2 separate regions of the Homo sapiens genome follow, and region 1 is linked to region 2. The links are chromatin loops, found by intact Hi-C in ENCODE. Cell type or tissue: IMR-90. All regions are shown on one strand. Links, peaks and the distances in the headings refer to the core of each region. The heading gives the core; the rest is flanking DNA. Region 1 overlaps LOC105372017 (a long non-coding RNA gene). Region 2 overlaps LOC101927548 (a long non-coding RNA gene).

The links. A loop is a pair of places that touch in the nucleus more often than their neighbours do. Peaks named below come from ENCODE experiments on the same cell type or tissue, not always from the same donor. Only the 100,000 strongest peaks of a DNase experiment are listed, where the experiment ranks them.
Region 1: a loop joins it to region 2, with 2.7 times the contacts of the local background. A loop is called at or near these places in 2 of 110 quality-filtered maps.

What each region holds. Positions count from the first base shown.
Region 1 is chr18:22,222,789-22,238,665 of GRCh38, reverse strand. It overlaps LOC105372017 (a long non-coding RNA gene), which reads right to left. Exons shown (of 3, transcript XR_935279.3): 3 at 2,312-2,667. Among named protein-coding and RNA genes, the nearest start is that of GATA6, 61 kb to the right of the region's middle. In IMR-90, for the core only: no CTCF peak of the experiment used is centred there; DNase peaks (open chromatin) are centred at 7,835 and 9,525; H3K27me3 peaks cover 1,250 bases.
Region 2 is chr18:22,301,364-22,317,240 of GRCh38, reverse strand. It overlaps LOC101927548 (a long non-coding RNA gene), which reads left to right. Exons shown (of 3, transcript XR_001753531.2): 2 at 13,718-13,794. Among named protein-coding and RNA genes, the nearest start is that of CTAGE1, 110 kb to the left of the region's middle. In IMR-90, for the core only: no CTCF peak of the experiment used is centred there; DNase peaks (open chromatin) are centred at 5,760 and 7,880; H3K27ac peaks cover 359 bases.

The DNA.
Region 1 (15,877 bases), core at 3,704-11,703, 78 kb after region 2:
GTTGGAACTTGATTTATTAACACAAGGCCCCAAGCTCACCCCTATTATTAATTCATCACATATTTCAGCTGCCAGGAAACCTCTCTAGAAATACAACACGTGATGTGGTGCCTGGTTAAGACCATGGGCTCAGAGTGAATTTGGGATTCACCCAACTAGTTATGTGGCCTGAATTTCTCCCAGCCTCAGTTTCTCACTGTAAAATGGAAGTAATCCTAGTACCCACCACACAGAACTGTTGTAAGGAGGAAATGAGGGAAGGCGTGTAATCCCACTGTCCCTGTGAAGCCAAGATGAGAACAGTGATTTTTGCATACGGATATGTTGTGTACGCACAGCCCTGGCCAGACCAGGAAACTCTGTCACCCCTGATACACTGTGATGAAACCACAACCCTCATCGAAAACCATCAGCGTGTCTGAGAGGCATCAGAGCCAAGCTCTACTGATGGAAGATGCCCCTCTGCTGGTCATTCCCCCTGGGCCACTGTCTGTCCCTCTGGAGGAGAGAGACCAAGAGGTTTTAGGTTTAGGTCTGGGGAGGATCGACAATATCTCTGTCTCTTAAGGCCTCCCTGGAAAAAGAGCTTATTTGGAAGGGAAAATAATAGCAACAAAAAAGGCAAACTACAGAGGAAGAGCATAACTGCAGAATATTCCTAAACTCCACCACTTGGGTGTGTGCAGAGATGAGACTGTTTAAATTTTTTTGTTTTACCTGCCCCATTTCCAAAACGGGGTATTGTCCTCTCTGATGTGTGTTGACCCACATGTAACACTAAAGAGCTGTTCAGATTTCCCAAGAACCCACTCTCACAAAAGGAATATTGAACAATGTAGACTTTGCATAGCATTTCAAGAGGTCCCACAGGGTTCCACAGGAGGATGAGTTTCCATGGCACTTGCCCACAGCAACTTTCTTTTATTTATTTATTTGAGATGGAGTTTCGCTCTTGTCACCCAGGCTGGAGTGTAATGGTGCGATCTCGGCTCACCGCAACCTCCACCTCCCAGGTTCAAGTGATTCTTCTGCCTCAGCCTCCTGAATAGCTGGGATTACAGGCATGTGCCACCACGCCCAGCTAAGTTTGTATTTTTAGTAGAGACGGGGTTTCTCCATGTTGGTCAGCTGGTCTCAAACTCCCAACCTCAAATGATCCATCTGCCTCAGCCTCCCAAAGTGTTGGGATTGCAGGCATGAGCCACTGCGCCCAGCCCTAGCAACTTTCAAACTCTTTATTAGACATTTCTCTGAAACCTTCTCATCAACCACACCACCTCCACTTCACCAGGCATTTCTGTCTCAGCTCCTGCCCCATGAAATTCCCAGCTCTGCTGGCTCCTCTCTTTCTCATTGGGTTTTTCCTCTTCCAACCCCCACTCTTCAAATTCTTCTGTAGGGCTGTTCAGCTCCTATTACCTCATATTCCAAAACTGGCATGTTTCCCAAGATGGCACCAGCAAGATGTTGTCCATATAACCATGCCCACCATTGTTAGAAGGCAGTTGTGGTTACAGATGGCAAAATTTCCCCAATGACATCTTAATATTTTGCTTGGATCCCATAGTGAGCATAGTTGTTTGTCAATCAGCATCCATTCACCCCTTTTCAATTGTACCCATGTTCCCCTTCTAGTATCTACCCTCCTCCCTTATCCTACCCTTATCCCAGCTCCAGTGGTGAGACCCGATCAATCCGAACCAATCAGAGTACTCCTATTTCCTTTGCCAAAATGCTTCGGTCAGGGATGGATAGGTAACTAATTAGGGCCAATGGAAGGTAACAGATAGTTTGAGAATTTCTGGAAAAGGGATTTCCTTGCTTTTCTGTATGCACTATAGAATGCCCACTCTCGGCCGGGCAGGGTGGCTGATGCCTGTAATCCCAGCACTTTGGGAGGCTGAGATGGGCGGATCTCTTGAGGCCAGGAGTTCAAGACCAGCCTGGCCAACATGGTGAAACCCTGTCTCTACAAAAAATATAAAAATTAGCTAGGCATGGTGGCAGACACCTGTGATCCCAGCTACTCAGGAGGCTGAGGCATGAGAATTGCTTGAACCCAGGAGGCGGAGGTTGCAGTGAGCCGAGATCACGCCACTGCATTCCAGCCCGGGTAACAGAGCAAAACTCCATCTCAAAAAAAAAAAAAAAAAAATACATGCCCACTCTCTCCCGCTGGACCTGAAGAAGGAGTCTTAGTCCTGATGTCTATAGCTGCTGTCTTACGATCTAAGATGAAGCAGCCTTGGGATTGACAGAAGGAAATGAATAAAGGAACCTGGGTCTTCAATAATGTTTTTGAACTTCTGGACCCACTAGATTAAAATCAGTTCTACCTCTGATGTTTAATTACAATATTTGACCAGCTACTTGTTTAAGTGAGTTTCAGTTGAGATTTTTGTTTCTTGCATTCAAAGGCATTCCAACTGATATTGGCCCCATTGTTTCCTGTGTACTGATCTTAATATCCAACTAGACCACAAATTCTTGGAAAACAAAGACTTAGATTTCTTTTGTATTTCCCACAGCAACACTGCAAATATGGCAGACGTTCAATGAGTATTCAACATTGGGCTGGTTTGTTATTATAAGATCCTTGAAGTAAGGAGCTAGGTCTTCCTTGGTTTTTGTGCATTCACTCTGAAGTATTGGCTTGAACCCAGGCATCTATCAATAAATAATTATAAGTTAATGAAAATAATAGCTTTGGATATTCTGAAATTTTAACCACTTGGGAATCATGATTATAAATTACAGCTCTGAGCCTCAGAATTTAAACATACTTTTCCATCTCCATCCTCCAAAATCCTAAGAATCAACTTCCTAGACCAAGCGCGGTGGCTTATGCCTGTAATCCCAGCACTTTGGGAGACTGAGGCAGGTGGATCGCTTGAGCTCATGAATTCAAGACCAGCCTGGGCAACATGGCAAAATCCCATCTCTACAAAACATACAAAACTAGCCAGGCATGGTGGTGCATGCCTGTAGTCCCAGCTACTCAGAAGGCTGAGATAGGAGGATCACTGGAGCCCAGGAGATGGAGGATGCAGTCAGCCAAGATGGCACCACTGCACTTCAGCCCGGGTGATAGAGCCAGAACTTGTCTCAAAATAAGTAAACAAATAAATAAACAAACAAACTTCCTCAAAGGCAGAATCTGGTCAAACCCCCAAATCTGTAGAATCTTGATGGTTTTTAATGTCTTATTGAATTTGGAAATTGTTTTTAATGAACATATTCATGAATTTTAAAGAAATGACCCCCTCAAGGTTAATTCAGCTAAAAATTATTCAAAGTTCAAGAGAAATAAAAACTATCTTACTCAAGCAACCAGCCGGTGAGTGGCAGCTCCTCTCCCACGGGGTGTAAACTGCATGGGTTCAGGAACTATCCTGCAAACAAGATATTCAGAAGGATCCAGAGCCTTTGCCAAAATCACAGCACACAGCAGCACTGTGTCAACTCATACCAGACTTGATGGCTCAGATCTTTAGCAACTACACTTTCACTTGCATGGAAAGCCTGCTCAGAAGGCACATGCTTCCTCCTGAGGCCTTCAGTGAGATTCCAAGTGCACTAAAGGACCTGTCATTTGTGCTGATTTTAGGGAAAGTAGAATATATTTGCTAGGCTTTCTTACAACACATTACTATCCTCCCGTGTTAACACAGAACAGCGTCTTGGTGATGTATGCAAGATTTCCCTATAGATCAGTGATCAACCTACAGATTTCTCTTCCACCCTCCAAGCCCTCTCTTTAGCCTCCCCCTATGCCTGGAATCCCCTGCCCCTCATCTAGACACTTTTGACTGCAAAAGAGTCTTCTGTGCTGTCATTCTGAGGGCTCCTGGAGTCTACTGCGTCCAGGTAACAATTCCTGATTTCCCAGGAAATAGGAAAGTTTTCAGGAACCCTATCCAAATATGAACTTCACAGAGTTCCCCATCACTCAGCACCCCACAGACTGCATTTACCAATATGGAAATACTTAAACATAGGTATTTGTTAATGTCTTCAATATGTTTACCGATACCTTTATTGTATCATTGGTCATATGCTTCTAAAAGGCAATGATCTGGTCAGATTCACTCAAACTGAACAACAGAGAAAATTCATAGAGCAAGTGAGGGCTTCATTCTTCCTTCTCCTTTATTTTGTGTGCTGCGTTTCTGGCATCCAGTGTTGTGGAATACCACTGGCCTGTGTCATCTGCTTCTCTTCCCCACTCCCCTATTTCAAAACACACCTGTCCTGTGCCCCAGTGCCTCAAAGCTCTGCTCTCTGCTAAATTTTCAAATAAGAGACATGATGATTAACATCTTAATAGTTATCCCATCCCAGTTGACATTAAAGTAGGACAGATGATGGGAATTTAGGTAACATGACAGAGAGATTTTGGCTTTGAGGGCCTGCAGAGTTCCATCATCTGGGCATCTATTTACATTTAATTGTGAAAGCCAGCCTTAGAAAGGAATCTGCCACGATGCCTCACAAAAAGCAGAGCTTTAAGAGATGTTTTTAGTAACAGGGCAAAAACAACAATAATCTCATATACCTACTTCTTCTGCTGTTTACAAAGCACTTTCACATATATTATCTAATTTTGATAATGATGATGATACACACACACATACATGAAAATAAAATGGTGGAATCCAAGTGGCTCTTTAAGCGTGCCACTCAGCAAGTTACTAAACAGGACCGCTAAGCCATTTGTATTTTTTAAGGCAATTTTTACAAGTATAGGGAAGGTTGGTAGGTTCACACTTCTACTTCCTCTAAATAGAAAGGGGCTGGAAGCCATTCTCTTCTTATTTTTTGTTGCATAGCTGTATGCTAAGAGCATCTCCACACCTTGGAATGTTTGTGGGAGGGCAGGAGAAGCTATTTCTTCCTGCTATGAAACCTGATAGCAAAGCCAGCAAGGTGTCAGGAAGCAGTGCCCCCTCAGCAGAGGAGACCTTTAAGACTTGTGACCCTCCAGGAACACACAAAGGGACATATCCTTCCTCCTCCCCTCCCCTACCACCCCATCACTCCATTTAGGATGCGATAAGAAAAGTGACTTCATGGAGAGGATGAAAGCTGGGGACCCAGAAAAAAGGAGCTTGATTTCGCCAGGCATTGCCAGCACGCTAAACCTAACCCAGGAGAGGCGCTTCCGGCCAGGACCTTGACACAGGCACACGAACACAAACACCACAGGGGTGTGCCTGCCCAGCCTCCAGGTGGTAGTGCAACTCCTGCCTTCTCCCCAAACATGTGTGTTCACAAATCCCCGGATCCCAGTTGGGAGTAGGAGGCAGAGAGTGGAAAGGCAGGTCAATCAGATACTCAGACATTGCCTGAGATGAAACAGCCCAGGTGTGAGGCCAGAGGCTAGGTGGCTCCGCATGAAAGAAAGGTAGCAGCTTTTGTTTGTCTAGAAAACGCAGAAGGGGAGGGCTGACATACTCAGGATACCTGTTTCTCTAGTCTTTTCATCGAAACTAAAAGTTCAACTCCTCAAATCATTGGAGAAATGTGAGCTTTCAGACATCTCATGGCTATAACAAATTCTAGCCATGGTTTACCAAAATCTCACTCTTTCCAGAATACCCTAGGAGATATAAAGCCTAGTGAGGTGAGGTTTTATGAGAGGGGTCCTAAAAAGAAGGTAAGAGTATTGCACCCCCACATTTTAGTGTTTCTCAAACTTTGTTCCATGGAATACGTGGGGTTCCATAGTTAGACTAGACTGGGAAATGTTACATATGAGTCTCCCCTCATAAACATTCCCAGTGCCTGCAAACGTAGTCAATGCCTGTTGGATGGATGGATGGATAGATGTATGTATGTAGGTATGTATGGATAGATGTATGTATGGATGTATGTATGTATGGATGGATGGATGGATGAGTGGATGGATGGATGGATGGATGGATGGATAGATGTATGTATGTAGGTATGTATGGATAGATGTATGTATGGATGGATGGATGGATGGATGAGTGGATGGATGGATGGATGGATGGATAGATGTATGTATGTAGGTATGTATGGATAGATGTATGTATGTATGGATGGATGGATGAGTGGATGGATGGATAGATGTATGTATGTAGGTATGTATGGATAGATGTATGTATGGATGTATGTATGGATGGATGGATGGATGAGTGGATGGATGGATGGATGGATGGATAGATGTATGTATGTAGGTATGTATGGATAGATGTATGTATGTATGGATGGATGGATGAGTGGATGGATGGATGGATGGATGGATAGATGTATGTATGTAGGTATGTATGGATAGATGTATGTATGGATGTATGTATGGATGGATGGATGGATGAGTGGATGGATGGATGGATGGATAGATGTATGTATGTAGGTATGTATGGATAGATGTATGTATGTATGGATGGATGGATGAGTGGATGGATGGATGGATGGATGCATAGATGTATGTATGTAGGTATGTATGGATAGATGTATGTATGTATGGATGGATGGATGGATGGATGAGTGGATGGATGGATGGATGGATGGATGGATGGATGGATAGATGTATGTATGTAGGTATGTATGGATAGATGTATGTATGGATGTATGTATGGATGGATGGATGAGTGGATGGATGGATGGATGGATGGATAGATGTATGTATGTAGGTATGTATGGATAGATGTATGTATGGATGTATGGATGGATGGATGGATGGATGGATGGATGGATGGATGGATGGACAGATGGCTAAATTAAATCTCTGGCCCCTAAGTGGTTGCATCTAGTTGTGCCCACCAGAAAACCTCCAGGTTGCCAATAGTTTACTTTATGAGCTATAACTTAGAGGTCAGCCAGCCTAGGATCTTTCAGATTTTTATTTATTATTATTATTATTATTATTATTATTATTTTGAGACAGAGTCTCCCTCTGTCGCCCAGGCTGGAGTGCGGTGACATGATCTTAGCTCACTGCAACCTACACCTCCCAGCTTCAAGTGATTCTCGTGCCTCAGCCTCCTAAATAGCTAAGATTACAGGTGCCTCCCAAGAAGCTAGGATTATAGGCATGCACCACCATGCCTGGCTAATGTTTGTATTTTTAGTAGTGACGAAGTTTCACCATGTTGGCCAGGCTAGTCTGAAACTCCTGACCTCAAGCGATCCATTTGCCTCGGCCTTCCAAAGTGTTGGGGTTATAGGTGTGAGCCACTGTGCCTGGCCAGAGCTTTCAGATATTTTAAAAACTTGTGCCTGTTTGATGCCTGCAAGCTGAATAGGTTCAGAGGAATTAAATAATAAAATTCAGAATTAGGGATAAGAGTCATTTGCCTGAGAAGTTGTATATTAGAAACCTCTTATAATAAACCTTCTCTGGGAGAAGATGACATCCTCCAGGGACCACTACAACTCCAGTGACCACCACAATTTCTGGCACACACTCAGTGCATGTTTGTTGAAGGAACAAATGAATGAATACATGAATTTCAAACCATCTCTCTGCAACTGAATTTGCCAACACAGGCACCAGGCTTCAGGCCGGTCACTTTTCCAGCAATTCTCCTGCTTACCAGCTTCATGGTGATGGCACCATAAATGACAAGAGCCACCAGCAGTTTGAAGAAGCAATCTCAGAGAGCTGGGGATACAGACCTCCCATTTCTATTAAAGTCTGTTTGTCCTCCCTACTTACGACTTTCAGAGGCTAACCTTCGAAACTTCTGACCTTACTCATTTGAAGGAATGCATTAAAATCACTGACTTCAGGTTTACACTTAATCCACACGTGCCAGAAGACCTGAGTCATGAACCTCCGATCATGGTACGAAGGACGTCTGAATGGTTCTCTCGGCCACTGATGCGCTCACAGCTCAAAAGAATGACATCAACAAAATGAATAAGAACCCCAGCCTTTGCTTCCCAGGGAAAATGAACTGATGGGGCTAAGAGCCAGTGAAATAAAAACAGAGGAGAGAGATGACACAAATAAATGTCTGAGTCAGTTGCTCACAGAACAGCCAGGCAACAATTGTGTGACTGCGCTCTCACCCCTCCTCACTCATTCCTTGCTCCCTGCACTGTGCAGAGTGCAGGGGGCATCCAGACCTGGAGCCGACCCAAGCCTTGGGGAGACTCACACAGCCCCACACCAGCCCTGCCGCCCTGCCCGGGTCCACTCCCTGCCTAAACACGCATTCAGCGAGACTGTCTGAATGTAATGCCACTAAATTGTACACCTAAAAATGGTTAAAATGGTAAATTTTATATAGGTATATATTACCACAATTTAAAAAGTAGAAAAAAAGTTTTATTACCAATTAAAGAGTAAACCCAGCATCTGTAATACATTAGAGGACAAGTTAGTCTTTACAATAATAATAATAGTTAATATTTATTGAGCTATCACTAGGGCTCCTTTAAATACATTCAGTTCGTGCAATATTGTGTCATTTAATAGAATGACATTAATACATAATATTAATTATATATTAATATGTCATTAATATATTAATATCCATGACATTAATATTAAATGTCATTTAAATATTTCAGTTTGTGCCATAACACTGAGGAAACTGAGGCACAGAGAGAGGATACCACTTTCCCAAAGACACACCGTGGTAATAGGGTAATAGTTAGAGACATTTATGTAGAGTTTTTAGTTTGTTTTATTGTTGTTGTTGTTTTGGGTTTCTTTTTAAAGACAGGGTCCCACTCTGTCACGCAGGTGGAATGCAGTGGTGCAATCACATTTCACTGCAGCCTTGAACTCCTGGGCTCAAGCGATCCTCCTACCTCAGCCTCCACAGTAGCTGGGATTACAGGCACTCACCACCACGCCTGGCTAATTTTTTTACTTTTTATTGTTGTAGAGACAGGGTCTTGCTTTGTTGCCCAAGCTGGTCTCAAATTATCCTCAAGTGATCCTCCTGCCTAGCCCTTGATACATAGTTTAATAAAACACTTGTGTTTACCTACTGGCAATCTACAAAAATGATGAGTGTCTGTCTGTCGCTCTCTCTCTCTCTCTCTCTTTCTCTCTCTCTGCCTCTCTCTCCTGCTAGGGCACCAAAATGTACCAAGAAGAGCCTAAATCTACTGGAGACTCAAATCGGCATTACCACTGCAGTTTTTGAGCATTTCTGGAGCAGATACAGCATTCCAAAACAATCCAGAAGTGTCACCTCTCCTCAGCCCACACGCCAGAACTTCCATGTAAATGCCTCATGTGGGCTTCCCATGGTGTCTAACGGATACTTTCAACTAACTGGGTCTTTCTTCCCTACCCTCTTCCAGATCTATGAAAATACCTGAGGTTTCCATTTCTGTGCCTCATTTATTGACTATTTCAAAGTCCAGTTGTTTCTCTGGAATTTTAACAACACAAGAACGATATCCACAAGACAGAAAGACAATAAGGGACCAACAGGAGACAATTACAGAATACTCATGAAGACTAAAAAAGGCTGAAATCATCATCATTTCCCATATCAGGGAGATAGTTACGACACTGGACAAATATCTAATGCTGCCTTTCAATCCTGACTCAACAACTTACTGAATCACTTAAACTCTTTGGCCTCAGTGTCTTCCTGTGTGAAACAGAAGCAGATCTTTGTCTGCTTCACAAGTTGTGAGAATAAAGAGAAAATGTTTGTTTATTTGCTTGCTTGCTTTTTGAGACAGGATCTAGCTCTGTTGCCCAGACTGAAGTATAGTGGCTTGATGTTGGCTCATTGCAGCCTCCACCTCCTGGGCTCAAGTCAACCTCCCACCTCAGCCTCCTGAGTAGCTGGGACTACAGGTATGTGCCACCATGCCTGGCTAACTTTTGCATTTTTTGTAGAGATAGGGTTTCACCATATTGTCCAGGCTGGTCTTGAACTCCTGGAGCTCAAGTGATCCACCCACCCCTGCCTCCCAAAGTGCTAAGATTACAGGCATAAGCCTCCATGCCCAGTGAGAAAATGTATGTTAAAGCACTTGTCAGCTCATGATTATAGGCTCATGCCTGTAATTCCAGCACTTTGGGAGGCCAAGGCAAGAGGATCACATGAGCCCAGGAGTTTGAGACCAGCCTGGACAACATAGCGAGACCTCGTCTCTTAAAAAATTTAAAAATTAGCTGGACATGATGGTGCATATGCCTATAGTCCCAGCTACTTGGGAGGCTTAGGTAAGGTAGGAGAATCACTTGAGCCTGGGAAGTCCAGGCTACAGTGAGCTGTGATTGCACCACTGCACTCCAGCCTGGGCAAGAGAGTGAGACCCTGCCTCAAAAAAAAAAAAAAAAAACCCACTTGTTAAACTGTAGAACAATATGTAAATAGTTACAGGTATACCTCATAAGCAAATCTGTATAAAAATAGTAGTAAATTAATAAGCATCACCACATTTCAAATGTAAAAACAGATTCTGCATTAGAAATAACCCATTTATAGAAACATCCTACTCACCTAAATTGTTTTAACATTTGATGTGAAAGGCCCTTACCAGACAGGATTTTGGTTTCTAATCTACTTAATGTGATTTCTATTTACTAATGAAGACCTTAGCTAAAGTTATTAAGGGAGGTTATCACTAATATCTTATGATAAAGTCAAAAAGGACAAAATATTTACCCTTTGTTGAAGCCATGGAGAATGAATGGATGGTCCAGCCCACTGGCTTGACCCAATGTTATGTTTTATACTTGAAAAACCGGCTGGGCGCGGTGGCTCACGCCTGTAATCCCAGCACTTTGGAGGCCGAGGCTAGTGGATCACCTGAGGTCCGGAATTCAAGACCAGCCTGACCAACATTGTGAAACCCCATCTCTACTAAATACAAAAAATTAGCCGGGCATGGTGGTGCATGCCTGTAATCCCAGCTACTTGGGAGGCGGAGGCAGGAGAATCACTTGAACCCAGGCGGCGGAGGTTGTAGTGAGCTGAGATCGTGCCATTGTACTCCAGCCTGGGCAACAAGAGCGAAACTCTGTCTCAAAAAAAAAAAAAAGAAAAGAAAGAAAGAAAGAAAAGAAAAATCCTGGACCAGGTGCAGTGGCTCATGCCTGTAATCTCAGCACTTTGGGAGATCAAGGTAGAGGACTGCTTGAGCCCAGGGATTTAAGACCAGCCTGGGCAACAGAGTGAGACCCTGTCTCTAAGAAAATATAAAAATTAAAAATTAAAAAAGAAAAATCCTCTCTAACATTTAACCTCAATTCCCAAACTACAAATTATAAAACGTAGGAATTGATGAGAGTTCCAGTTCCATTACCCAAAGTCACTAAAGGCTTATCCCAGAGGTATTTGCCTGTCACTGTCTTTTCTATGGCCCTGAACTTAACTTGGCAGGGTTCAAAATGCCCCACGAAGTTTTGTTCAAGTGGACAGCCCTCCGTTCAAGCACCCATCCAAATGCCAATATCTCCCAGGAGCAAAAGCCCTGGGCACTTTTCCAAAAACATGGGTGAAAGTTCAGAATCACCCCCTTTTTGTGAAGACTTTCCGTAATGATCTTCCCAGAAAGTCCCCCCTTGTTTCTAGCTCTGATTTTACCTCCCCAGAACATCTACTCACATCTTACAATTATTAACAACTTACAACAACAACACACGTTTGCCAAGAGTCAACTGCATTCTCTGTTCTCTATGACACATGTAAAGGCATGGCCTATGCCTTATGGGCTTGTGATGTAAGTAGGACAAGAAATAATATTTAGATAAGACACCAGATCAAGAGGCTGATAGGATTCAAATATGTGTTGTTCCCCTCCCCGCTTCCTGCATTTCAGGACAGATCTTCAGAAAGGAGCCAGGAGTGAAAAGCTGGATCATTCAGACGAGAGCCTTTGGGGGAGACAGATGTTCAGGAGGAGTCCAAGGGACAGCTTTGGGCTGAGGAAAGGCACTGAGAAGGAGAGTGGGAGGAAATGAAGGCAGAAGCAGAAGGAGCAGAGGAGAGGTATTTAAAGGGCCTGAGAAATCACAACCAGTCGCCCTCTGTGAGATGGCTTGAAAGTGCTGTGTGTCTCCCTCCAGAGAGGACAGAGGTAGAAGAGTGGCCCCTCTTCCTGAAGTCCTGTCTTCATTTGCTACTGCTGAGATTTTCCTAAGAAAACAATTTCAAAGTATCTACATGCAAAAATGTTCCTGGTCCCATCAATAACAGAAAATCCAGAAACAATCAAAATGTCCACCAAAGGGATTGGTTAGACTTAAGTATTCCCATTTCCTGCCTCCTCCTTCCCATATTTAATTTCTTTTCAGACTCCACACATAAGTGGCAGCATGCAGTATTCTTCCTTCTGTGCCTGCCTTATGTTACTTAACATATTGTCCTGTAAGTTCATCCATTTCGTCTCAAATGACAGAATTTCCATCTTCTTTGTAAAGGCTGAATAATATTCCATTATATGTGTATAGAGACAGATAGCTATACTGCAATTTCTTTATCCACTCATCTGTCTATGTACACTTTGGTTGGTTCCCGATCTTGGCTATTGTGAATAATGCTGCAATGAATGAGGGAATGCAGATACCTTTATAAGGTGGTGATTTCATTTCCTTTGGTCAAAAGGTACAAAGTTGCAATTATGTAGGATAAATAAGTTAAAGAGATCTGATGTACAACATGAGGATTATAATTAATAATATTGTATTATATACTGGTAATTTGCCAAGAGAGCAGATTTTAGCTGGGCATGAGGGCACATGCTTGTAGTGATGGCTACTCAGGAGGCTGAAGAGGGATCCTCGAGCCCAGGAGTTCAAGGTTACAGTGAGCTATGATTGTGCCACTGCACTCCAGCCTGGGTGACAGAGGGAGACCCTATCTCAAAAAAAAAAAAAAATTAAATCAAGAGTTTGCTTAGTACATTCAGGGTGTCCACATGATCAATATTATGCAGACATCAAAAATGATCATTATGAAGGCAATGTATAAACATAGGATATAGGTGGGAGGAATGGATAATATTCAGTGAGTATGTTACAATGAGCTTGCCACAATGCCAAATAAATGTGTCTTTATTTGTGGACCAAAACTAGAAAATATGAAAATATATAAATGCTTCTATCATATGAAGATGGTAGTATTATGGGTTTTATGGGTTTTTTACATTTTCTTCAGACCTTTTTTTTCACCTCATTGCTGCCAGTGTGCCTTTTCAAACTTTTTTAGCATTATTTTTATATCCACTTTTTCCATTTAAAATGTCTCTAAGGCTGTGGTAGTTTCATTAGTGGAGACATCCTTCCTGTGTAAATCCAAGTATCTCAGAAGGCAAGAGGATGGGAGAAGTTGTCTTCCTTTTTGAACACCCACCAATAGTCTAGACTGCTTTCACATGGAAGGGGTGCTAATTAGTAATTTTTCACATTTGCTAATGAATAAGTCACCTCGGGGAAAATTGATAGAGGTGTAGAACACAGGTCACTTGTGGGGCCCAGAAGTGAGTTATTGGCTTGGAATGGAAGCTGTGAAAGTTGAAGACGATAAACAGCTACTTGGACCATTTGCCTCAAATTCTGATCACCCATCTCGTCAGCAAAGGCCACAGCTCACTGAGGTTACTGTGGTTTCACCAGGTTTCCTCATTATTTGGAAAAGACCTGAGCTTGCCATTGCTAAGCTAAGTTGAACTATTTCACTTGGCCTAATTTTTCTGGTTATTTTATTTCTTAAAACTTAGCACCAGCTGAGCTTGGTTGCTCACGCCTATAATCCTAGCAACTTGAGAGACTAAGGCTGGCGGATAACTTGAGGCCAGGAGTTCAAGATCAGCCTGGGTGACACAGCAAGACCTCATCTCTAAAAAAAAAAAAAAACAATTAGCCGGCTGTGGTGGTGTGCACCTGTAATCCCAGCTGCTCTGGAGGCTGTAGCGAGCCTGGAAAGTCAAGACTGCAGACGGCAGTGAGTAATGATCACACCACTGCACTCCAGCCTAGGCAACACACCCAAAATCTAAAAAATAAGTAAAATGAAAAACTTAGCACTTATTTTTATTATGGATAAAAACAAGAAGGTGCTTGGCAGAAACAGCACAGCCCAGAGGAAAAAATGGCCCTATTGGTTTCTACCACCCTGATCCTGAATCCCCTGTGACACACAGGGTTAGTGTTCTCTCTTTATGGCTAACAAGTTTTGCTGACCTAGTAGTATTTAGGCAGGACAAGTAAGGCCTCAGGCTTAGGAAGCCAGATGCCTGGGGATTTGTAAGGGAGAGCCCTGGGAGCCTTCCCACGTTGCCCACCTGCACAGAGCTGTGTGCCCTTAAGCAAGTCACTTCACTCACTGAATCCTTCTTTCTGCATTAACTGGAGGATGATTGACACCCAGCCTGTGTTCCTAATACCATCACCCATCCATTGACCAGACACTGTCTTTAGAATCAAATGAGATAGCAGAAAAGGTTTTTTTAAAGCCTTTTACCTATGCTACAGAATAGTATTAAATAAACCAAACACACACACACACACACACACACACACATTTAAGAGGGAGTGGAGGGCGTTTCAGGCATATTAACTGCCCCAGGGACTGACAATGAGGATATAAAGTCCCTATAAGCCAAGGTCCAGGGCTGTCCTGTGTTAGCAGAGCCCTTGAAAGAGCTACCACAGGTCCCAACTAACTATTTAAGAACAAAGGGGAAAACACAACCCAGAAAACCAGAGAGAAGAGAAAAAATAAATAAATAAGAAACCAGGAGTACTGGTGCTTCTGAGGGCAGGTGGAAAGCACAGCCTTAGCCCTGGGGCTTTGATGACATCAGCACTGGCCAGAAAGGAGCTCAGCACATCTCCCTGCCCCTCCCACGGGTTCCAACCCCGCAGTTGCTCACCGCCAGCAGGGCCGGCACCTGAGTCACCCACTTGTCAACGCCCTGGGTTTCCCTTGGACTCCTTGCCCGCCGGGGCTGCCAGATGATGAGATCATAGCACTTGACAAAACCCTGTCTTTCAAAAGCACTTTTATCCAAATGATTTTTTTAAAAAAGAATTTAACAGGCATTATCTTACTAGCTGTCCCATCTTCGGCAAGGCCCACAGCCTGAATACATTAAGGTGTGTTCAGGTTTGAATACACCTTATTTTTTAGGGCAGTCTTAGGTTCATAGCAAAATTGGGCAGAAAGTACGGAGCTCTCACAGACCCCTTGTTCCCCCAGCACGCACAGCCCCACCCACTATCCGCATCCCCACATCCTGCACCAGAGTGCTACGTTGGTTACAATCCAAAGTCCATAGTCCGTGTTAGGGCTCACCCTTGGTGTTGTACATCCTATGACATATTCAGTTTTCAAGGAGAGAAACAGGCAACAAGGGTTCAGAAATGCACACCCTCTCAGTAGAGCAAGGACTCCACCCTCCCCAACCAGGACAGCCTTCTCTCCATCCTTAGTGTGATGCTTTCCTTCTTCAGCCATAAAGCAAGGGAACACTTGATAAGTATTAACGCGTAGGGAAAGTTTTTTCTAAAGCAGAATCATCTAAACTAGTGCTCCTCAAACTTTTACTTGAATACAAATCCCTCGAGAGTCTTGCTAAATCCAGATTTGGCTTGAATAGGTCTGGGACAGAGCCTGAGCTGCTCCAACAAGCTCCCAGGGGATGCCCACGCTGCAGGTGATCAGACCATATTTTGAGGAGCAAGGCTCTGTTTTAAAGGAGTGGCCACAGGGAGTGGGAGCTTTCAAGTGAGTGGATTGGGCCAAATCATACCTCTGCCAATGGCTGGATCTAAAACAATGTGATGATCAAACCTACGTTGCAGGACTCAAGAGGACAATGAATGCAAAGTTCAGTTCCGAGCTGGCACTCAATGACCTGAGCGTAACTACTGTTACTCTCCTTTTTGTTACTATTAGTATTATTATTATTAAGGCAGAGTCTCACTCTG
Region 2 (15,877 bases), core at 4,067-12,066:
CTGGGTGCTGGTAATTCAGTTCTGGCGTTATCTATCTTGATGGTAACATCAGACCTCACAAGGCTGCAATCAAGGTGTTGGCTGGCTTGCATTCCTTCTGGAGCTGAGCAGCCTTTTCCAGGCTTATGTGATCGTTAGCAGAATTCAGTTCCTTGTTGTTGTAGGACTGACTGAAGGCTCCTAGCTTCTAACTGGATGTTGGCTAGAGGCCACCTTCGGGTCCTAGAGGTCCCTGAGGGGGCCAGCCATGTGGCCTTCTCTGAAAGAAGCTCACGTCAGAGCAACTGGCTTCTTCAAGGCCAGCAGGAGAATTTCTCCCTCCAGTCTAAGACGGAGTCTGATAGTCATAATCACAGGAATGATGTCGCAGCGGCTTTGCCATAGTCTATTGTCAGATGCAAGTCATAGGTCTCACCAAGCTCGAGAGGAGGGAGTTACACAGGTTGGGCCACTGCGAGCCACCTTAGGATGTGACCAGCACACATTCCTTGGCTTCAATTTTTATTTTCTTTCCCACTTACCTTAATTTCCTTTTCATCTCCGAAGGGTACCCTCACCCATTTCATCCTCACCTTCATAGCCACAACAAAGCATTTTCTTACTATACCAGTAAAATGATCAGATTCATTCTATTTCCCAGATTTGTAGAAAGGTTGGGGGGTGGGGTAAGCACACTCGCTGTTGCTCTACCCTCTCTCGCAACACTTCTGATGCCAATTCTGAAGAAAGATACTCTGTTTCTCTCCTACTGTGCTTGCATCACAGCCCAGAACACTTCTGTGACCAGACACAGAGGGGATTTTCCCCACACACCATGCAGTTCTCCAGCAAACACCAACTGGGTATACTATACATCAATTCAATCCTGACATTATCTATCTGGAGTTAGCATTAGATCCCATAGGTTGGGTGTTAGGGAACTCTTTGCCAGGAACTGGGGACAAAGACCAAATGTCTTTCATATTACACCGCAGTAAGGATCCAAACCAAGTCCTCTCTTTTTCTTTCCATTTTATAAGACCATAGTTTATTCATTTTTCTTTCTTTTTTCTTTCTTTCTCTCTCTCTCTCTCTTTCTTTCTTTCTCTCTCTCTCTTTCTTTCTTTCTTTCTTTCTCTTTCTCTCTCTCTCTTTCTTTCTTTCTTTCTCCTTTTTATTTTCAGAGTCTCACTCACTCTGTCACCCAGGCTGGAGTGCAGTGGCATGATCTCCACTCACTGCAACCTCCATCTCCTGGGTTCAAGTGTTTCTCTTGCCTCAGCCTCCTGAGTAGCTGGGATTACAGGCGCCCACCACTACACCTGGCTAATTTTTGTATTTTAATAGAGTTGGGGTTTCACCATGTTGGTCAGGCTGGTCTCGAACTCCTGACCTCAAGTGATCTGCCCACCTCGGCCTCCCAAAGTGCTCGGATTACAAGCTTAAGCCACCATGCCAGGCCAGTTTATTCATTTTTAAACCACTGTATTGATATGTAATTTACATACCATAACATTCAAAGTGTATAAGTCAAAGCACATTTACAGAGTTATACAACCATCACCATAACATAATTTTAGAACATTTCATCACCCCAAAAAGAAACTTCATACTCTTTAGCAGTCACCCCCATTTCTCTTGTCTCCCTCAGCCCTAGGCAACAACTAACGTATTTTCTATCTCTATAGATTAGACTATTCTAGACATTTGACATGAGTGGAACCGTACAATATGGGATCCTTTGTGACTGGCTTCCTTCACTTAGCATAATGTTTCTGAGGTTTACCCACACTGCAGTATAAACAGTATTATTGTGCCCATGGAGGAAGTTTAGTATACTATAGACAAAACAGCTGGAAAATGAAAGATTTCAACTTATCAAAATAGGGTTAGAAATAAACATCTTTATTTGCTTTTTCACCTCACAATTTTTTATGAGAACGTACTATACCAAAGGCCCTGGAAAGATGATAAGACAGGTAAAATTGAGTTACTCTGATAAAGAAAACCGACAAATACACAACGCTTTACCCTATAGGTCTGACTTGTTCTTCAACACACATAAACATCATAGAATCATATAAGGTGAAATTCAGGGTAAATTTTCTGTTATTTTTCGTTTTCTTTTTTTTTTTTTTTGAGACAGAATCTCACTCTGCCACGGTGCTATCACAGCTCACCGCAGCCTCACCATTCTGGACTCAGGCAATCCTCCCACCTCTGCCTCCCAAGTAGCTGGGACTACAGGAACGTGCCACCTCACCCAGCTATTATTTAAATTTTTTGTAAAGACAAGGTTTCATCATGTCACCCAGGCTGGTCTCGAACTCCTGGACTCAAGCAATCAGCCCGCCTTGGCCTCCCAAAGTGCTGAGATTACAGGCCCCTGGCCACAGTAAATTTTCAACTCACTAGAATAAACAGAATCCAAAAGTAGTTTCTCTGAGAGGTGAATTGTATTTTAGGGGAAAAAAATAATGTTAACCAATACTTTCTGCTTTGAGTTACATTGAAGCTTGATGATTTTTATTTTTTTAATGGGGCAGGGGTTGTTTGGAAGATGTCACATCTTGGGAGTGTGCCTGAGAGGCCTGGCTTGCATGTTGTGTCAAAGAAATCGGGGCAGGGCCGGCATTTCTGTGGGGGCTGGTGCTGCCTGCCTTGACATCAGCCCTAGTCATCTCATTCTGCAGTGATGTGGTCATGGATGTATGTGCTCCAAGCCTGGAGGAATTTCACTGTGCTGTAACAGTTTTTCATTTACTGGAGGTCAGGGTTTGAATATCGAAAACACTTCTGATTTAGACAAGTTGAGGAATGATGAGACTAAAAGGTTTCTGTCAGCAAGAACTAACCTCTATGTGGGAACCCAGGATGTTGCACTGGAGTCGCTAAAGGGCAAGTTCAAGAATCCTTAAAACGATGAAGTATCTATCAGATCAGCTGAAGAAAACAGTAAAGTAATGAAACATATACCACAAATGTGATATTCGTAGTGTTTCCAAACATTCCTCTGGGAAAAGCAAGATGCTTGCTCAAGATTTTCAGACAGAGCCCCAGGACTTCAAGCTCTGGTCGTGGAGTGAGGCCAGAGTTTCACCATGGGACCAGCCCCTCCCACAGACAGCAGCCCGGGCCTCCTATGACCGGCTGCTACCTTGGAGGAGGATGTCCTTAGAAGCAGGCTGATGGGGGCCTCAAGAAGATATCTCACCCCCAACTCCTTCCCTTCCCTGGCTGCTGATCTGAAATTCCACCATTAGAAATTTATATCTTTGCACCAAAGCAAATGCTCCTAGTAAAAAAACAAACAAACAAACAAACAAAACACGCATCTTTTATCAGCCATTTACACCTCAGTGCAAATGTGTTTATCAGAGCCTTTGCCAAAGAGTCTTTTTTTTAGAAGGGAGGAGATGAAAAGAGCTAAGCACAAAAAAATGCCCAAGGATGAAGAAGTTACCAAAAGCCACAGAAGGGCAGAAAAGGAAGACAGGATGCACCAAAGATAAATAAACTTGGCCTCTTCCCATGGGTGCCAACTTGAGAGGATGAAGAGCTGACTCAAACTTATAGTAATCAAAAAGGGGAAAAAGGGATGCAAGGTAATTGCTGTGATATGGGGGAACTCAGAACTGTGCCTCCGACCATAAAGAGGAGGGAATAGGACCTGGACGATGGTTTATAAGCAGTGTCCATCCTCTCTCCAAGGGGCAATCCCATGAAGAACAACAGTAATGTGGGGGATTTGCCTGTGCTGCCCAAAACAAGGAAGAGGAAGCAAACACCTGTCTTACCAATCACTGGAATTCCTTTGTTTCACTTTAGCACACCACCAGGAGCCTAAATTCTACTTAATCGTGCACAGACTTTCTGCAGTTAAAGAAAGTAAGCAATGTTTGTCTAAAAAAATGTGATCTTGGGGGAAAAGAGGCCGTGACCCAGGACTCACACTGAGTTCCTGTTTCAGACCTATTAACAGGATGACCCCCAAACCTGGCAAGATGATGATTTGTTTATATAACGTGAAGATTTCAAAACACTACCAATGATTACAGCTCAGAGCTGTCTGATTCCATGGGAAATCAGGGAACCCCAAGAGAAGTCATCGAAGAATTAATCAGCTGCTTTCAGAAAATCCTCTTGGTTTCCTCTAGTTGACATGGTTCCTGAAAACCATCATGCCTGTTTGAGGAGCTGAAATTACCTACACTTAGTGTCAGTTTAGGTTACTGGTGACAAACCTACACATAGTTGGACGGCCTATGTACAGACCAACAGCACTTTGGGGGATCTATCTACCATTGACAAGGTACTGATCACTAATGAAGGGCAAGTTAAGGGATACTCTTTAACATTCTGTTTTTTTTTTTATTTCAATAGTTTTTGAGGTACAGGTGGTTTTTGGTTATATGGATAAGTTCTCTAGTGGTGATTTCTGAGATTTTAGAGCACCCATCACCTGAACAGTGTACACTGTACCCGATACATGGTCTTTTATCTCTCACCCCTACCAACTTTCCCTGGCCCCGTCCCCAAAGTCCATTACATCATTCTTAGGCCTTTGCATCTTCATAGCTTAGCTCCCACTTATAAGTGAGAACATAGGATATTTGGTTTCCCATTCCTGACTTACTTTACTCAAAATAATAGCCTCCAGCTCCATCCAAGTTGCTGCAAAAGACATTATTTCATTTCTTTTTATGGCTGAGTAGTATTCCATGGTGTATATATACCACATTTTCTTCATCCACTCATTGATCGATGGGCACTTAGGTTGGTTCCATATCTTTGCAATTGAGAGTTATGCTGCTGTAAACATGTAGGTACAAGTGTCTTTTTCATATAATGACTTATTTTCCTTTGGGTAGATACCCAGTAGTGGGATTGCTGGATTGAATGGTAGATCTACTTTTGGTTATTTAAGGAACCTCCATACTGTTTTCTATAGTGGTTGTACTATTTACATTCCCACCAGCTGTGTGAAACTGTTCTGTTTCACCTCATCCATGAAGGGAGACACTTAACATCAACGCTAGGTGTGTATAGATCTACATCTTCCTTGTAAGATGTAGGTGTTCATATGTTGTTTTTTTCCCAAAATATACGTGAATTGCTAAATTCAAAGAATGGGAGTGAAAGATTTAGATATGATGCTCCCCAAAATTATTTTGCCTGCTAAAAATACAGCTGAAATGCCTAGAAAAAGAAGTTCCAATTCTCTTTAACTTGTCTCACATCCGATTCTCATTCCAGATAATTTTATTCTTCTGGACTGGGAGGAAAAGGCCTACCTCACGAACTACAGTGTTAAAGATTCTCCCTGTAAGTGAATGTTTAATGAACTGCAAAACCCATCATAAAAAGCACTTCAGATGGCCTCAGTTACTCCACAAACCAACTATGCCTGAAACACACAAGCTTATGCCTTGGTTGTCTTTTCAGTTGCCACAAGGAGCCTATACATTGAGAGTATTCCTTTTCTCCTATCACAGTGCTTTAAAAAACAAAAATTAAAAAAAAAAACTTCCTTTTTACCATGGAGAATCTAACTGTATTTCTCCTCTTAGAGAGAACTGGTTCTGAGATGCTTTTTAAAACGTGTTTGTGGCATCTAAAAGTTCCCTACCTCCCACACTTTCTCAAGTTTGAAAGAATACATCATTCGTAGTTTGATGTATCTCCAAAACCAAGAACACAATGCAAGGGAGTGTACACCATATTTCACTCCACCGTGGAGTCACAGCTTTTTCTTAGACATGGTTTTAGCATAAAGTAAATTGTATTTCCAGGATTGCTGCCAAATCCAACAATACAAATAATGATGACCAAAAACAGCAGAATGCAAGTGAACCAGAAGTGATGATGTTTCATAACGAAATCCCATAAATACTGTAAATATGCTTTGGTTTTACTTGAAGATTAATTAATTAAACCAAATTGGCAAAACTCCAACGTATAGAACTGTACTAGAAAAGAATTCAATAGAAACCCAGTGGGGATACAAATAATTTCTTAATGCTTCTTAATGCAAATGAAGAGCTGTATATCAACAATCAATGATTCTGAAAAGAGTGCTCAGAAGAATCTATTTGTTCTTTTTCTTCTTCTTCTTCTTTTTTTGGTACTGGCTATATAGTGATGATTTCCCAGAATCTCTAAGTTACTCCATTTCTGGATTGTAGGGATTTCTAGCAAATCATCATCATATCAGCATCAAATCATTCATAAAGCATCAATATGAATTTGCTCCCTGAATATTCTTCAACTGAGTGAAAGGAGTTGAGGAGATAGAGGAAGAGAGCTAACTTGTATTTCATATAGGAACTGTGCTAGGCTGCTGCATGATTTTCTTATTTAATAATCATAAAACTGACATAGTTACTATTATCTCTATTTTACAAGTAAATAAACCTAAAGAGTGAAAAGTAAATTATTAAAGTTCAAACATATTGGAAGTGGGAAGAAGTAAACAGGGGCTTTTGGGGAACGTTGCTGTACTCTGTGTGTATTGCTATATTCGCCATCATTCAAGAAATTCAGGTGAAGGTATTGGCTCAGCTTAAAACAGCTTTAGCCCACGAGGCCATGTTCTTCTGACAGCAGTGCTACTCTAAGACAGAGCCGCATGGATCTCAGCCTCTTGAGCATTACATCTTTACTGGGGTAAGGTTTGCCAAAATGAGGGAGAAAAGATTTTAAGCAATACTATAACATGGTATTAAATAACACTGAATCAAAATTATTCTTTTGGGCTTTTTAAAAATTGAGATAAAATACACCATTTTAACCATGATGAATTTTAAAGTGTGTCATTCAGTGGCTTGTAGTACATTCACAATACTGAGCAAACAGCACTTCTCTTTGAATCCTTCAGAACGTGTCAAAGAAAAAGTCTCAGTTTGTTACTGGAATATCTTTAATAATGCTCTCATACTTGATTATTTATGTTTAAAAAATAAAAGCAAGCTTAGAGGCTTTGGTAAACAAGCATACAGCTAGAGTGTGATAATATAAACTTGATTTGGGGTGTTTTGTGAGGGGTGCATTTATTTTTTATTTGATGTGAATTTCTATGTATATAGCCACAGAATTTCCTTCTTAAGTACATATTTAAGTGAAATGGTCAGTTGATTTAATAGTAGCATTAGTGGTAGGATGAGTAGTATTAATGGTAGGATTAGTAGTATTCATGGTAGTATAGTGGTAGATATGGCCAGGAGTCAGAAAGGAGGAACATGAATGACAGAGTACTGGGACCACCATTCTGGTGGTGGGACAGACAGCAATGGGAGGGTCGTGTGATGAGCATTTAGGAGGAGGAGCATAAGAAGAATGAAAAACCAGTTAAAACATCATGGGAATGATGGGCTAGGACTTGTGAAGCTAGAGTCTAATCATAAATCCCAGAACGCAGGCTGGTCCTGACTCTGCTTTCCTGTTGAAAGCTCACTGGCCCATCCTGCCTTCCACAGTGGTTTAGAAAGGATTCGAGGCAGCAAAACACCCTGCCTCAGAGCAGTAGGAGATCCATTTGCAGACTGGTCATGAGAACCAGGGACAGAAAACCATGATGGCTCCAGGAAGGACCGACTGAAAGGAAGCTTAGAGAAGGCGGGGAGAGCTGAGGGCACAGCTAACAACTATGGGCTGTAATAGAAGGAAATGTTTCTGTCTCCCAATAACTGGTAAGAAAGGAGGTAGAGAAGAGAGGAAAAGCCAGGGGCTGGAGAGGTGATTAATAAACAAAGAGCGTGTCCTTTTGCCCTCAGGCTCTCAGATGAAGGCTTGTAGTTGGAGCCGCGGTGTGGGAGTGGGTGTGTGGAACGAGTTGTCTTCCCTCTGGTGGAGCTGCTCACAGGCCCATTTGTGCAGGAAACTGACTGCATGCCTCAGAAGTGAGGCTCTGCTGCTGGAAGATCCTTCCCTGCCTACAAATCTGTTTCTAATGATTCACCATTTGTAAATGGAACTCCCATCCAAGGCTCTTCATTAGCAAGAGGTTATCGAGAAGAAAAATGGGGCACCCATCTGGAGATAAAAATTCCTGATGCCTAACAGATTGTCAGGAAGATTTCCAACCCACCTGACTTGAAAACAATGCACGTGTACACACACACACACACACACACACACACACACACTCACTCCAGAGCTAGTCTTAGCCAGAATATTTATTCATTCTAGGTATCCAATGTATATTAGACTATTTACTACATGCAAGACAGAGGTTTGCATTTTAAAATGCAACTATACATGAAAGAAAACATTAAGCCTTCATTCCTGTAGAAATTGGTATAACACAGTACAATGAGAATTTTTCCCCTAATGTCTTGGAATATGAGGCTTTGATCCACGGAAATCGCATTTCCCCATGGTTACTGCCGCATTTCTTTGTTTTTCTGCCTGCAAAACTTGTCCCATGAGCTGTTCACTGTCCCCTTGTCCACTTCTTCCCCTCCTGTACTCACTCCTCCCTTGCTTCTGCCCTTATCATGCCTCTGAAACCTGTCTTGTCAAAGTCATCGGTGACTTTGTGTTGTCAAACCTAATGGTCACATCTTGGTCCTCATCTTTTTTGACTGCTAACAGAATTGGATAGAGATGAACCTGCTAACTTGAGACTCTTGTCTTGGATTCTGTAACACTAAACACTTCTGATTTTTATCCTCCTCACTGGCCACTCCTCCTCAACCTTCCTCCCCTCATGCTACTTCTACAAGTAGGAGAACTCTAGGGCTACACTTCAGCTCTTTTCATTTCTCTGTCTACAGGCTTTTCCTGGGTGAAAAAATCCCATCTAGTCCTGAGGGATTCAATACCATCTCTCAGCTGGCAACTCCAAATTTCTCTTTCTAGTCCTGACTCTCCCTGGAATTCTGGGCTCAGTCATCAGCTATCTACCTGATATCTCTCATTGTAGGTCCAATAAGCATTTCAGACTTAACCTATCCTAAACAGAACTTTGATTTCTCCTCCCATATTTCTTCCTCTGTCTGTCCCTTCTCAATCAGTGCATCAACGTCTAAGCATTGATGAAAACAACCCATCGTGGTGAAAATTCTGGTGAAAATCATGGAAAAAAGTGGTGAAAACAAAACCATCATGTCTTGACAAGATGATTGCCTTCTACCTAGCCTTCCTGCATCCACTCCTCTACTCAAAACTCTGCAATGACTAGCCAGGTGTGGTGGTGTGCACCTGTAGTCCCAGCTACTCGGGAGGTGGAGGTGACAGGATGGTTTGAGCCTGGGAGGCAGAGGTTGCAGTGAGCTGAGATCATGCCACTGCACTCCAGCCTGGCTGACAGAGCCAGACCCTGTCTAAACAAACAAACAAAAAACTCTCCAAGGGCCAGGGACACCAGCTCTATGATTTGCCCACCTGCCCACCTCCCCGTGGCCTTGTCTCCCCAGCAACCTCTCTCCTTCACTCCCCTCCCTCCTTGGTACCTGTGTACCACTCTGCCTACATGCCACTCAGGCTTCAACCTCCAGGGCTCCACACTTGCCATTTCCTCTTCCAGGACACCCTTGCCCCAGAGAGCAATGTGGCTCACTTCCTCATTTCTTTGCTTAAATATCACTCCATCAAAGAAGACTCCCGATTATCTTATCTAACTCTAGCCATCCCTTCACAATGCTTTGCTTAACTTCAAAGCCCTGTCACTACCTGACATAAGATGTTTATTTATTATCTGTCCCTCTCTATGAGAGAATAAGGTCTCAAGAGCAGGGACTTGACCCGTTCTGTTCACTGCTCTATTCCCAGAGCCTAGAAGAGTGCCTGGCCCATAGTAGATGTTAAATCAATATTTGCTGAATGAATTAATAAATCTTCTTCTTTTCCCCTACTCCTCATGTTCAAGCCATCTGAAAAATCATTCTTTCATCTCAATCCCAAATCCATCCAACTTTATCCTAGGTGAAGCCACCATACTCTCTCTCCAGGACCACTGTCTAGTGTCCTAACTGGCCTCCATGTTTTCTCTCTAAAATCCATTATCCAAACAGCATCCAGTTATTCAAAACACAAATCAGGCTCCTCGCTGAATACTCACAAAGAGTTCCCAATGCTCTTTGAATAAAGTGCAAACTTTGAATCCTGGTCTAAAAGCTATAAGAGGTCTGGGCCTCACGACCGCTCCCCGCTCACTGTGGTACTTGCCCCTGAGGCTTCTGCCACCCTTCTTCTCCCTGTGCCTTGAGCACATCAGGTTTGTTCCTGCCTCAGTGATTTGCAAATGCTGTACCGTCTCTCCAGACAGCTCTTCCCCCAGACAACCACATAACTGGGGCCTATCCAAGTTTGAGTGAAATATCACCTTCTCAAAGAGAGATCTTCCCTGGTCCTCCATCTAAGTTAGGCCCCAGCCCATCACTCTGTTTCAGGTTAGTGTGTCCTATTCTCTTCATAGCACATGTAAGCATACTGTTTATTCACTTGTATATGTTTTTTAACTTGCTATTCTTAGTAAAATATTCTCTCTTGTTCCCCATATATATTCTCAGTACACTATATAAATATGATGTTATTGTTGTTATTAGTAGTAGTAGTAGTAATAGTATTTGGAAATGGGGTCTCCCTCTGTTGCCCAGGCTGGAGTGAGCACAATGGCATGATCCTGGCTCACTGCAGCTGACATGGTTTGGCAGTATCCCCACCCAAATCTCATCTCGAATTGTAACTCCCACAATTCCCACATGTCATAGGAGGATCCTGGTGGGAGGTAATTGAATCATGGGGGCAGGTCTTCCCCATGTTGTTCTTGTGATAGTGAATAAGTCTCACGCGATCTGAAGGTTTTAAAAACAGGAGTTTCCCTGCACAAGCTCTCTCTTTGCCTGCTGCCATTCATGTAAGACATGACTTGCTCTTCCTTGCCTCTTGCCATGATTGTGAGGCCTCCACAGCCACGTGGAACTGTAAGACCATTAAACCTCTTTCTTTTGTAAATTGCCCAGTCTTGGGTATATCTTTATCAGCAGTGTGAAAACAGACTTGTTTTCCTGGGCTCCAGCCCAGCAGCCTTGAATTCCTGGGCTCAAACCTTGAATTACAGCAGCCTTGAATTCCAGGGGTTCAATATTATTACTACTATTATTATTAATTTATTTTATTATTAATATTCATCAACTATTAAATTGAGTTAAATTTGGTAGCTTTTAAAATTTTTTCTTGGACAAGTAATTTTTCTTAATAAAACTATTTCAAATCTTAGGATGAATTAAAGATATTATTTGTATTAGTGAGGCTAATTAACTGCAGCAAGCAACACCAGAAACTGCAGCAAGCAACACCAGAAGCAATGCCAGAGGCATAAATCAATGAAAGTATATTTTACATATATTTCGATGTTCAATGAAGGAGTTCTGTGAGCAGCATTCCATACAAAGGTCCCAGGACCCAGGTTCCTTCCATCTGTGGCTCTTCCATACCCTCCCTTCAAACCTTCCACTGTCATTTCCTCATCTGTCCCGTCAGCATGCAAAGAGAAAGAGCAAGGTAAGAACCTCCACGGAGATTTGGGCAGCCAGGCCCAGAAGTGGAAGACAACACAACACCTTTATTCACATTCCGTTGATGAGAGCTTGTCATATGGCTCCAACTTAACTACCAGGGAGGCCAGAAATGCCCAGGAGGAGGGGTCAGGACTGGCAAGCATCTCCTCAGTCTCTGCCACACCATTCTTGTTCTCCATGGAGCATGGTGACTTCCAGGTGTCTGCCTCATAAGCAAGTTTGATTATGGCCTTTTAGGTACTTGGGGTTTACAGAAAGTGATGAATAAACCTCAACAGATAGGGAAGACCAAAATGTTCCTGGCTCTGTCAGAGCAAATGAACATGAAACTCTGCCAGAACAATTCTAACCCCCTCTCCCCCAAGCATGTGCCTTCATGTTTTTCTGCATTCCTACGAGCACAATATTTGGGCCCAATTCTAGCCATAACACCAACCCAAACTTTGCAATGTTCAACAGCAACTTGAGACTCTGAATTTCAAGGCCTATTTTCTTGCTAAGACAAATGGATTTTGAGAGCCACGGGTTTTAGTTTTGACTGGTGGTTTCTCCCTTTTAACTCTTCTTAGACTTCACTTATTTTTGTTTGGCTGTACATGATCTTGTCCAATATCATGGGAAACAGCCCACATAAATCAATTATCAATAGTTCAGCCAGGGTGGAAACAAATTCAAACAGACAGTTCTAAAGCAATATATTTAAATCTTTTCTAATTCATTATAAATTAAATCCAATGAGGATAGCCCGCATATCCCAGTGAGGAAATTTTTATTTTCTCGTCTTCTTTCTTGGTTTAATCTCATTCACCTTGGGCTTATTCTGTGATCTGCGTCTCTTAATTGCTTCCCTCAAGTAATCAATGGAAATAACAAGGCCATAAAGACAAGAAACAAAGATATATATCAGAACAGTGTGGAATTTCATGTATAAAATAATAAGATCCAAACCCCAGTTCCACACCATGAACAAGTATGGGACATTAGAGCAAAATACATGAAATGAATGTGTTGACTCCTACATGGTTCTCATTTGTTGATTTGTTCAATAACAATTAAATACCAAATTATAGCCAGCTAGACAAAACAAAGAACAGAAAGCAGTTGAAAAGAGAAGATGTACAATCATGTAGCAACCTTAATAGAACAACTATGTAGCGACCTTCACATAATCTTCAATTCGAAGTAATTTGACAAATACAGACCACAGTTCGAAATAGCGCCTCAGAAAGATGGATTGCTGTGGAATGGGTTGAGAGCAGGAAGTCTTCAGGAAATTAAAGGAAAGGCATCATGTGGATTAGGGGAGAGGAGGTTATACAGGGAGGGCAGAGGATAAGCAGACAAGAATATGGGAATATACAGAAAAAGAAGAGAGCATGCTGAAAACCATGTGACTGAAGTCGGGCATGCATAGTGGGATGCTCTGTGAAAGAAAGTTGAAAAATACAGTCCATGGAGCAAGGCTCATTGTTACTAGGCTGAGCCCAGACTTGAAGTAATCAGAAATAAGGAAATAGTGGAGGGTCTTAATCGGGGGACAGAGATGATGAAAGCAGTGATGAATCTGGCCGCAGGCAGGAGGATAGATTGAAAGTGAGGAGACCAGTAAAGAGGCTGTTGCAAAAATTTATATGGGACTTGATAGGGACTTGGCTCTGAGAGGTGACAGCTGACACGAAGACCCGGGGACAAATCCAAGAGTCTCTGTGGAGAAAGGAAAGATGCTTGTCAATAAAGGAGTAAAGGAGAGGAAAGAGGAAATGAAAACCCTGGGGATGAGAATACGGGTGGTGGCACTGAAGACAAGGGGAATTTATCAAGTAGAGGATGCATTTTTTTCAGATTAAAATTCGTAACATATATTTATGAGTTAGTCATCCATGGAATATTTCTTTTTAACTTCTGATTCTAAGACGCATGGTTAAAATTAAGGTTAATATTCTTGTTGGCTTTAGTTTTATATAACTTTGAAATTTACAAGGTTGGGGGGATTGAGAATACGCACCGAGATATTATATGTTGCCAGGTCATGTTTTAATCTTTAGCAAAATAGCAGAACAGTGCTACATGTAATCAAAACATATTTTACTAGGAGAAGCAATCAGAGCTCAAGACAAAAATGGTTCTTGGATAAGGATAGCTGGTATCAGACAGCTAATTGATCTTTTAAGGATCATGTGAATTTTTTACCTGACATTTTCTCTTCTTTTTTATAGTTACTTCGGTAACAAACAGAAAGAGGCCCAACCGATGCCGAAATCCAAAGAAAAATAGACACTCGACACAGAATAAGGTAGATACCAGGAAAGATGTTTTTAAAAACCTGGTGAAAAGCAAAGCATGAGAATTTCAGGAAAAGAGAAATGTCTGTATGTGAAATGAATGTAAACATGAAGATCTTCCAGGAGCAAATGGGAAAGGCAAAAGAATCAGCAAAACACCCCACCCAGAACAGAGGCTTTGGAAGAAAGCTGTGGTAAATAAAAGTAAACTGGAAATCTGGAGCTCCTCAGATTAGAAATGTGCAAATCACCACAAAATAAAATCAAATGCAATATTTAGCAGGAGACTTTAGCCTTTGGCATTGTCAAAAGTACAATCTTTTCTCAGATTCTGGAGTTTCCAGTTTACTAGAAAAGTGTAACCTTCAGTGCCAGAATAAAGGTGGCCTGCCTCTTGTAATGCTATGGAGGGTAGAAGACAGCCATTGGGAACATGGATAAGTTCTGCATTAGAATTTTAGCTGGGTGCAGTGGCTCACGTCTGTACTCCCAGCACTTTGACAGGCCAAGGTGGGCAGATCACTTGAGGTCAGGAGTTCAAGACCAGCCTGACCAACATAGTGAAATCCTGTCTCTACTAAAAATGCAAAAATTAGCCCAGTGTGTTGGCACACCCCTGTAGCCCTAGCTACTTGGAGGCTGAGGCAGGAGAATCGCTTGTACCCAGAAGGCAGAGCTGTTTGTTTGGGACCTCTGCCATGGAGTTCCCACAGACAAGACTGTAGAATTAAATAGCTCCCAAAATGTAGATACATAGATGTGATTATAGAAGAAGCAAGTTGGGGATTTATTTGAAATTAAGGTATGTATAAATATTTCTAATTGACCTCCAATGTCATTATTCCCTTCTCGCTCAGTAACAGAATTCCCAAAGGTTAGCAGGGCACTTGGCTGCCTAAAATAAAGACTAGCTTTTTTTTCGCAGCTGAGATGTTGCCCTACAACAAAGTTTTGGTCAATGGATTATAAGAGGAAGTCGTGTGTGCAATTTCAGGGAGTATGCCCCTTTGCTGTTCCTTTCTCCTTTCTTGCTCACTGAAATCTAAGCGTGATGGCACAGGCTACAGAAGCCATCTCAGACCACAAAGTGAAAGCCACATGTTGAGGACGGTGAGGCAAGAAGAGAAGAGCCTGGATCCCTGATGATAAGGGAGCAATCGTACCAACCATAGATAGTGTTTACTTGAAAGTGAGATCAACTTCCACTTTGTTAGAGTCCCTGACAATTACCTAACGACTAAAATTATCTCAGGATAACTCAAACTTACAGAGGCAGGACAGGCTTGACCCAAACCAAACTGGTGTACAGCTTCTTGCACTAAAAAGCAGAAAGCTGCATTCAAGGTAGATATTAGGGTGAGTCTGATCAGTGTGAATGAATGTGAGTTTTAGTTTTAGTTTGACAGTGAGAAAAAAAAGGAAAATGAAGTACCCACCTAATTAGGTAACTGACAATGTGGGGCTTGGGGAAAATGAAGCCAACATACCTACCACTTTCTGCTTAGAAACACACAAAATAGAAAAGGGGGATTCGGCTCTTGAGCTGAAAGTGAGGGGCTTTACATAGCAATCATTAGCCAACAATGGACTAAGAGCTTCCCGGTTATAAATATGGGACAGAATGGAGGGTGTTTCCCAGAAAAAAAGTGCATTGTAAGGAACAAAATCAACAGCAACCTTGGAAAATGTTTGCAGGGCTAAGAAAATACAGTCGAATTTTCCTAGGCAGAAATTTCACAGTTAAATCACGAATATGTGGCAACAGGGTTTTACTATAAGCCAAATATCTATGAGATAAAACTGGAGATATTAAATGAAAGTGAAGAAATCACAAGATTAAGCAAGGTAGAAAAATGACGGACCTCGTTTAATCGTACAAACGGGCTAAACACCATTTGGTAAGGAGTGTGGGGATCAAACAAATGACTGCTCTTTAGAATTCACAAACAAAGGAAATATCACAGTTGGGCTTTAAGAGCCAGATAAGAATTTACAGAGAAAGTATTTTCATAGGAACCACTATGTAATCATGGTTACAACACAATTTAGTTCCACATTCTGGCAGAAAATAAAAAATATCCATTATTCAGTTAC